Regions from separate parts of the Homo sapiens genome. Here region 1 is linked to region 2. A link is a contact called in ENCODE Hi-C or POLR2A ChIA-PET data. All regions are on one chromosome and are shown on one strand. Each heading gives the region's core, a stretch centred on a gene start or an enhancer-like site at or near the end of the contact. The rest is flanking DNA. Distances are from core to core; before and after follow the strand shown.

What was found. A loop is a pair of places that touch in the nucleus more often than their neighbours do. ChIA-PET counts read pairs that join two places held with the same protein, here RNA polymerase II (POLR2A). Pooled maps may share reads with other maps.
Region 1: a pooled map shows a loop between it and region 2 (2.2-fold over the local background). The contact joins two enhancer-like sites. A Hi-C loop is called at or near these places in 1 of 37 single-sample maps with no recorded cell type and 4 of 50 pooled maps. POLR2A ChIA-PET finds 5 or more read pairs at or near these places in 4 of 52 experiments (K562, activated T-cell, activated naive CD8-positive, alpha-beta T cell and 1 more).

What each region holds. Positions count from the first base shown.
Region 1 is chr2:230,793,138-230,796,400 of GRCh38, reverse strand. It overlaps CAB39 (calcium binding protein 39), which reads right to left. Exons shown (of 9, transcript NM_016289.4): 4 at 3,070-3,188. Among named protein-coding and RNA genes, the nearest start is that of ITM2C, 70 kb to the left of the region's middle. RefSeq lists an enhancer at 1,926-3,125. Within about 2 kb of position 1,725, at least 32 of the 41 ENCODE cell types and tissues checked have a DNase peak (open chromatin) inside an H3K27ac peak, as active enhancers do.
Region 2 is chr2:230,169,232-230,172,800 of GRCh38, reverse strand. SP110 (SP110 nuclear body protein) reads left to right here. Exons shown (of 19, transcript NM_080424.4): 16 at 627-735; 17 at 1,034-1,105; 18 at 2,040-2,180; 19 at 3,564-3,569. Among named protein-coding and RNA genes, the nearest start is that of SP110, 49 kb to the left of the region's middle. Within about 2 kb of position 2,085, at least 4 of the 41 ENCODE cell types and tissues checked have a DNase peak (open chromatin) inside an H3K27ac peak, as active enhancers do.

The sequences.
Region 1 (3,263 bases), core at 476-2,975, 620 kb before region 2:
TGAGCACTAGAGTGAACAGCATACTAACATGTAAATTGCCAGTAAAAAAAAAATCGCCTCCAAATGTAGTCTAACACTAGCAATACGACTTCAAATGCATGCTAGTATTAGCAGCATGGCCCCGCAAATAAATATCTAACAGAAGTACTCACAGCCTAAGAAGATAATCACACTGTATGGAAGCAGTCTAAATTAATTAACAAAAGTACAAAAATCTTAAAATGCAGTTCACAGCGCTCCTTCAAGAAACAGCTGTTTCCAGGTCTGGCAGGACTCGTACAAAATGAGCAAGATGGTCATCCTACGCCAGAAAGCAAGGAAGCAATCACAGACTGATGGGGTCTTGCCAAAACAACACAGAAGGCAACTTGAAGGAGTTCCCAAGGGCCAAAGATGGGGCAACTTGGACACAAGAAAGTAATGACTGGAATGGATTGAGACATATCAAATATAATTTTTAAAAAGACAAAAACGTGAGTTTATAATGATCCTTAAAACAACTCAATACTTATCTAAGGAAGTGGCCAGGTCATCAACTGATTATACTAAAAAAAAAATACCTGATTATACTAAAAAATGAGACTATTTTGGGATAACTAAGTCATCAAGGAAGAAGGGTTCTTCTTTATAGAAACAATTTAATTATATGAAGAAGAAATAACAGAATCAGGAAACTGCCATTCTGAATCTAGGCAATGATTCTCAATGGAAACTAAAACCAGGAGGTGAAAGGTCAATGAGAATTTTGTAATGGACAGATTACAGACTGAGGACACCTGCATCCACCGGTCAATCCGAACATCACCAGAAATGGGATAACCAGTGCCACCCAATATGAAGCACACAGCACCATCCATGAACTTTTGCCCCCCTCAAAGTGAATCCGAATCTAATAAAAAAAAGCCAGATCTAACTATCTACCAGTTAAATCACTAGCAGATAGTGGAACATGTTACAGAAGCAACAGGAATGCCAAGTCTAAAATATATGATTTTTCTACAAAACAAACAATCCAGGCTTCAACAAAGAGATGGCATAATATTAACTATTATAGATTAAAAGAGAGCTCAGAGTATTAACCAAATTCAGTTTGTGGGCCTTGTTTGGAACTTTTTTTTTTTTTTGGAAATCAAGTCTTGCTCTGTCACCCAGGCTAAAGTGCAGTGGCGCAATCTCGGCTCACTGCAACCTCCATCTCCTGGGTTCAAGCTATTCTTGTGCCTCAGCCTCCCGAATAGCTGGGATTACAGGTGTGTGCCACCACACCCGGCTAATTTTTGTATTTTTAGTAGAGGCGGGGTTTCACCATATTGCCCAGGCTGGTCTCAAACTCCTGGACTCAAGTGATCCACCCGCCTTGGCCTCCCAAATGCTGGTATTACAGGCGTGAGCCACCATGTCCAGCCTGGAAGTAATATTAAATAAACGAACTGTAAAATGCCATTTTTGTGAAAATTGAGGAAATCTGTAGATTGGGCATTAGACATTAGGTTTGCAAATGGTAACGTAACTGTGTTATACTGTGTTTTGTAATGCGTACTAGGGATGCATACTGAGTGATGTCATGTGTCAGAGGAAAAAGGGGGCAAGGACTAGAGGAACAAGAATGACAGAACATTCGTAACTGTTGAAGCTGGGTTTAGGGTAGGAACCGGTATGTTACATATTCCCTCTAGTTGTACGTATATTTTTCACAACAAAGGAGGTGGGCGGGGCTTCCGGTGGGCCCACCAGTTGCATTCTCCATGCTACTTCCTGGCTGGAAGTGTCTGCTCTGGCCAGCACAGGTGAGAGCTCTAAACTGTAAATTGTATCTCAAAAGTCTTTCTTGACATGCCATTTAACAACATTCATATCATGCCTCTGATTACTCTGAAGTGAAAAATGTCAGCAGAGTTAACTAATGTATTGATTTTAATAATCCTTGGTTTCTATGGAAAAGGAAATATGGGCTTTAAAAACACACAAAGGCACCTGAAAGCTGCTCTAAGATCACCACAATTTCACACTGCTCACTACATGTTTTTACATACAACTCTGAATTGATACAACACAAAATTAGATGCCAAAAGTTCTGTATCCCAAAATCTGAAGAAGTAACACAGATGGTTAGAAATAGAAAGAGGGAAACAGAACGCTGGCGTGCAACACAGGCACTGACTCACACTTTGTCTAAACAAGCTTGAACTTGGGGGAAGTGTTAAACCGCAGAGACGTGAATCAGACTGAGGCAAGCTATAAAGCCAGGAGGAGTAGAGCAAGCTGATTCACACCAACAGTCATGCCAGGAACATGCCTGCCCACCAACTTAATAGAACAGACCACCACCAATGTTGGGACAAACAGATGCACACCATACCCGGGGCTGGCACACAACTCTGGTGTGAAACAGCAGGAGGTTACCTTGCCAGTCAATGAGGCTCAGGGATGAGGGAGAAGGGCATTTGGTTCTATGGTTCGGTTTTCAGGCTTTTTTAAACTGACAAGACTACCCAAACATTAATGCCTGCTTAGACCAGTAGTAATTTCAGGAAGATGCACTGTGAATTACCAAATTATATGGATTAGTAAGTGGACACAGAGAGGTAAAAATCAAAGGACACTACTTCATAAACATGTACTTTGCTGACTCAACAAAGTAAAGCTGTAGAGAATCCATGCTCCATTTAAGAGGCAGCTTTTACTGCCTTACAGCGTGCGTATTATGTCCAAAGGAGATGTCTTTCAATATATAACTTAACTGATACTTCAATGAAATTCAACTTTTTTAAATCCTAGAGAACAGAAATAAGACCACAGAGAATTATTATTTTTTCCTTCAGTCATGCTGGATTTGTGAATTTAAAAGCTCAGAATTCACCTAATTTTAAATTCCCACCTGTAGGGCATTTTCAAATTCAATTTAGCTCACAAGTTGAATTTCAAGGAGGGAAATGTGTTCAAAATCTATGGAAAAATTATCTAACTACAGAGAAAATGCTTCCCACATTCAGCATCCTGTTTTTTTTCCCAAGGCAATCCTTCCTTTATGTTCAACTGAGAATACAAATTTTATTACATTGTACATACCCTTTCAATAACATGAACAAAATATTCTGTTGGGTGCAGATGTATTCAACAGTAGGAGTTCTCGTACCAATTTGTCTTCTGAGAATATTGTTGAAAATTTGAGCCACGTCTTTTTTGCCCTATTAGGAATACAATCATTAACACATTTTCCTGACCAAACATCAAAATGCTCATTCACCCTCCCAAATGAACTC
Region 2 (3,569 bases), core at 836-3,335:
CCAGATGGAAAGGGCAGGACCTGTGAGCGTCGGGGACGAGGGTGTGACGCAGAGCAGTCTGGTGCCAGAGACTCTGGGCCTCTCTGGGTCTCTGAGACTGCCAGTGAGCCTCTTGGCCCCACACTGCTTCTGCCCCTGGAAGTGCCCTTTCCTAGTATGCTATTCCCTGGACAGCAGGGACTCCTGTCCAAAAGGAGGAGGGGACGGGAAAAGCCAGCTTATGTTCTGTGCCTGTTGAGGAAAGACAGGAAGCACGGCTTGTCACACATTTCACCATAGTCTCACCTGGCTGATGGAGGCCTGAGGTCCCTGCAGGTGAAAGCCCAGATTCTGACACTCAAGCCTGGCAGGCAGGGTTCCTTTGTGCTCCCAGCAGCTCAGACAGGGAAAAGAGAGCCCACACTTAACAGTGACACCACCTTCCTCAGGCTGCCCGCCTGCCGCTACCACTGATGCGAGGGAAGGGCCAATGCTGGAGACCCCATGTGGGGATCTTGGACACTCTGGGAGGTGTCCCACCCTCATGGCTGAGCCCATCCTTCCTGAGGGAAGACAGTGGCAGCCACAGGAATGGTGGCCATTTCCAGGGGCTTTGCCCTCTGCTCACCTTGTGTCCAACCTCTCAGGATGCTGTGGAGTTGCACCTTCTGCAGGATGAAGAGGTCTTCAGGAAGCCAACAGTGCCATCATGTATCTAAGACCCTGGAGAGGCAGATGCAGCCTCAGGACCAGCTGGTGAGTTGGATGCAAACCCCAAACCTATACTTTTCCCTTCTCACACGAGAAGCACAAACAGGCACAGGGTCAGGGCAATGTACCAAAGGGAGCCTTCAATGTCTCCCTTTAAAGGATGACGATTTAATGCCCAAACTCAGAGTCTAAACAAAATCCCACACACCCTGTGCGCCTTGGGAAGCATGGCTGGAATGCTGACTGGGCTTGGCTGCCCCATCCGTGTGCATGTCTAGACACTCGCCTGGCTTCACTGTTTCTAAGCTGCATTTCACTTTCAAGCCCTCTTCACATTTTACAGAAATGTGAGTTCCTCCTCTTGAAGGCCTACTGTCATCCACAAAGCTCCTTTTTTACGGGCATCCCATTTAATGTAAGTCACATTTTACGGTTCTCTTGCATAAAATGCATTTGGAGAAATTTGGGGGCTGATCTGGCAGGTGCTGCAGTTTGCTCAGGAAGCTGGAGAACAGAAGAGAAGGGCAGCGTGGCAGCAGTGGAGCGGGGCAGCAGGGATTTTGCTGCACACTCTGGAGAGGGACTACCTGGTTCAAACTCCACCCCACTGCTCACGGGCTCTGGGATACCGGGCAAGTTGCTTCTCCTCCTGTGTATCTGTTTCATCTTCTCTTTAGGAAGAATGTCTTTCCTACTAGAGATTAAGAGTCACAGATGCCAGCTGGGCTCAGCGGCTCACGCCTGTAATCCCAGCACTTTGGGAGGCCAAGGCGGGCAGATCACTTGAAGTCAGGAGTTTGAGACCAGCTTGGCCAACATGGCAAAACCCCATCTCTACTAAAAATACAAAATTAGCCAGGCATGGTGGCAGGCACCTCTAATCCCAGCTACTCAGGAGGCTGAGGCAGGAGAATCGCTTGAACCCAGGAAGCAGAGGTTGCGGTGAGCCAAGATCGCACCACTGCACTCCAGCCTGGGTGACAAAGCAAGACTCCATCTCAAAAGAAAAAAAAGAGTCATAGATGCCAAACTGTGTGGGTTCCCATCTCAGCTCTACCACTTTCTTGCTGAGACATCTTGGGTAGGTTCCTTGACCTCTCCATCCCTCGGTTTCCTCATCTATGAAATGGGCATTATTATTTATGGTACCCATAAATGTGGAGATTACATATTCATATACTTGGCTTAGAATTTAGTTTATCTAGTGCCTAGAACAATAGCTGGCTTAAAGAGGTCAAATGGTATTATCATTATGACCCTGGAAATGAAGGCTTGGATTGTATTTAAGTTGGATCCATTCCAGTGATGACAGCTGTGCTAACGTCACCTCTGGTGGCTTTGTCCCCAAGATTCGAGATTACGGTGAGCCCTTTCAGGAAGCAATGTGGTTGGACCTGGTTAAGGAAAGGCTGATTACGGAAATGTACACGGTGGCATGGTTTGTGCGAGACATGCGCCTGATGTTTCGCAACCATAAAACATTTTACAAGGTAAAGAGCATTTCCTGCTTCCTTTTTGCGTCTTTTCTACTTTCCCCTAATTTCTGGGACAGCAGAATTTTGCAAGTATTACACTCAGTTTCAGCCTGGGGAGAGCTCAAACAAGACAAGGATTACAGAAAAAAAACCACCTCGGCATTCCTGGAGGCAAGGAGTGAGTGGCAAAAAGAACAGCAAGCAGGACAGGGGAGGGATCTCTGGAACAGAAGCTGAAAAAAACCATGCTCTGTTCCCAGATCGGCAGCTCGCTCCCAACGAGAGCAGTAAATGGCATCCAGCCTCTTTGTTCAAACTGGAAGGAAAGGCAGTTTATGCCTACATTGTTCTTCCTGCCTCAGAAATATGAAAATAAATAAGTAAACAACATAAAATCAATTAAACTTCCTGGATAATCAGGCTTGCATATTTTTACACATAAATTTCTCATTGGACTCAAACATCTGGAATTGCCTTCAGATCCAATGTTGGTTTCATCCTCCTTTACTAGGGAGGGACAGCTGGTTGAGCTATCCTGCAATCCCAGACATTTGTAACTTTGGTTTTTCCTGATTTTTATCCTCACTTGTACAGATATTTCTTGGGAGGTACCTAAGGAAGATTTTCATCTCCACCCAGCTTCCTTCCCTTCTTCCATGCCAGGAGTTGGCATGTTCACAAACCACAGATTGTAAACTGGTACCCATTCATGGAGCTGCAGGGAGAAAGGGTTGACCAGAGAGCCACTCAGTGCCTGGCATATCCGTAGTCCTGGAGAACAGAGGGTCATCCTTCCTCAGCGAGTGGGCTTCCAAGAAATGCATTTACAAAAATTGTTAAGCTATTTTGCATCATGCTCAGATTTGCCATGATCAAAACTAACCCTTCAGTCTAAATCGCCTGTCAGGTGGAAATTAACAACCAGCTGGAGTCTCATGCTTTTCAACATTTTAGTAGCAGCATCTCCCCATCCATTCTGCCTTACTGCTGGGCTCCTAAAAAAATAAGAGTGAGGCTGGGCATGGTGACTCACATCTGTAATCCCAGCTTTTTGGGAGTCCGAGGTGAGGGAATCATCTGAGGCCAGGAGTTTGAGACCAGCCTGAGCAACATAGCAAGGCCTCCTCACCCCGATCTCTGAAAGAGAAAAAAATGTTTTAAAACTTTGGGCATAGTGGCATGTGCCTGTAGTTTCAGCTTCTCAGGAGCTGAGGTGGGAGGATCACATGAGCCCAGGAATTCAAGGCTGCAGTGAGCCATGACGGTGCCACTGCACCACAGCCTGGGTGACGGGGAAAGACCCTGACTCAAAAACAAAAACACAAAAAAAAGTATGAGTGATTTGATGGCTGTAATCCTTCATCCTTCAATGTGTTTGTTTGCTTTTTTCTCTTTCAGGCTTCT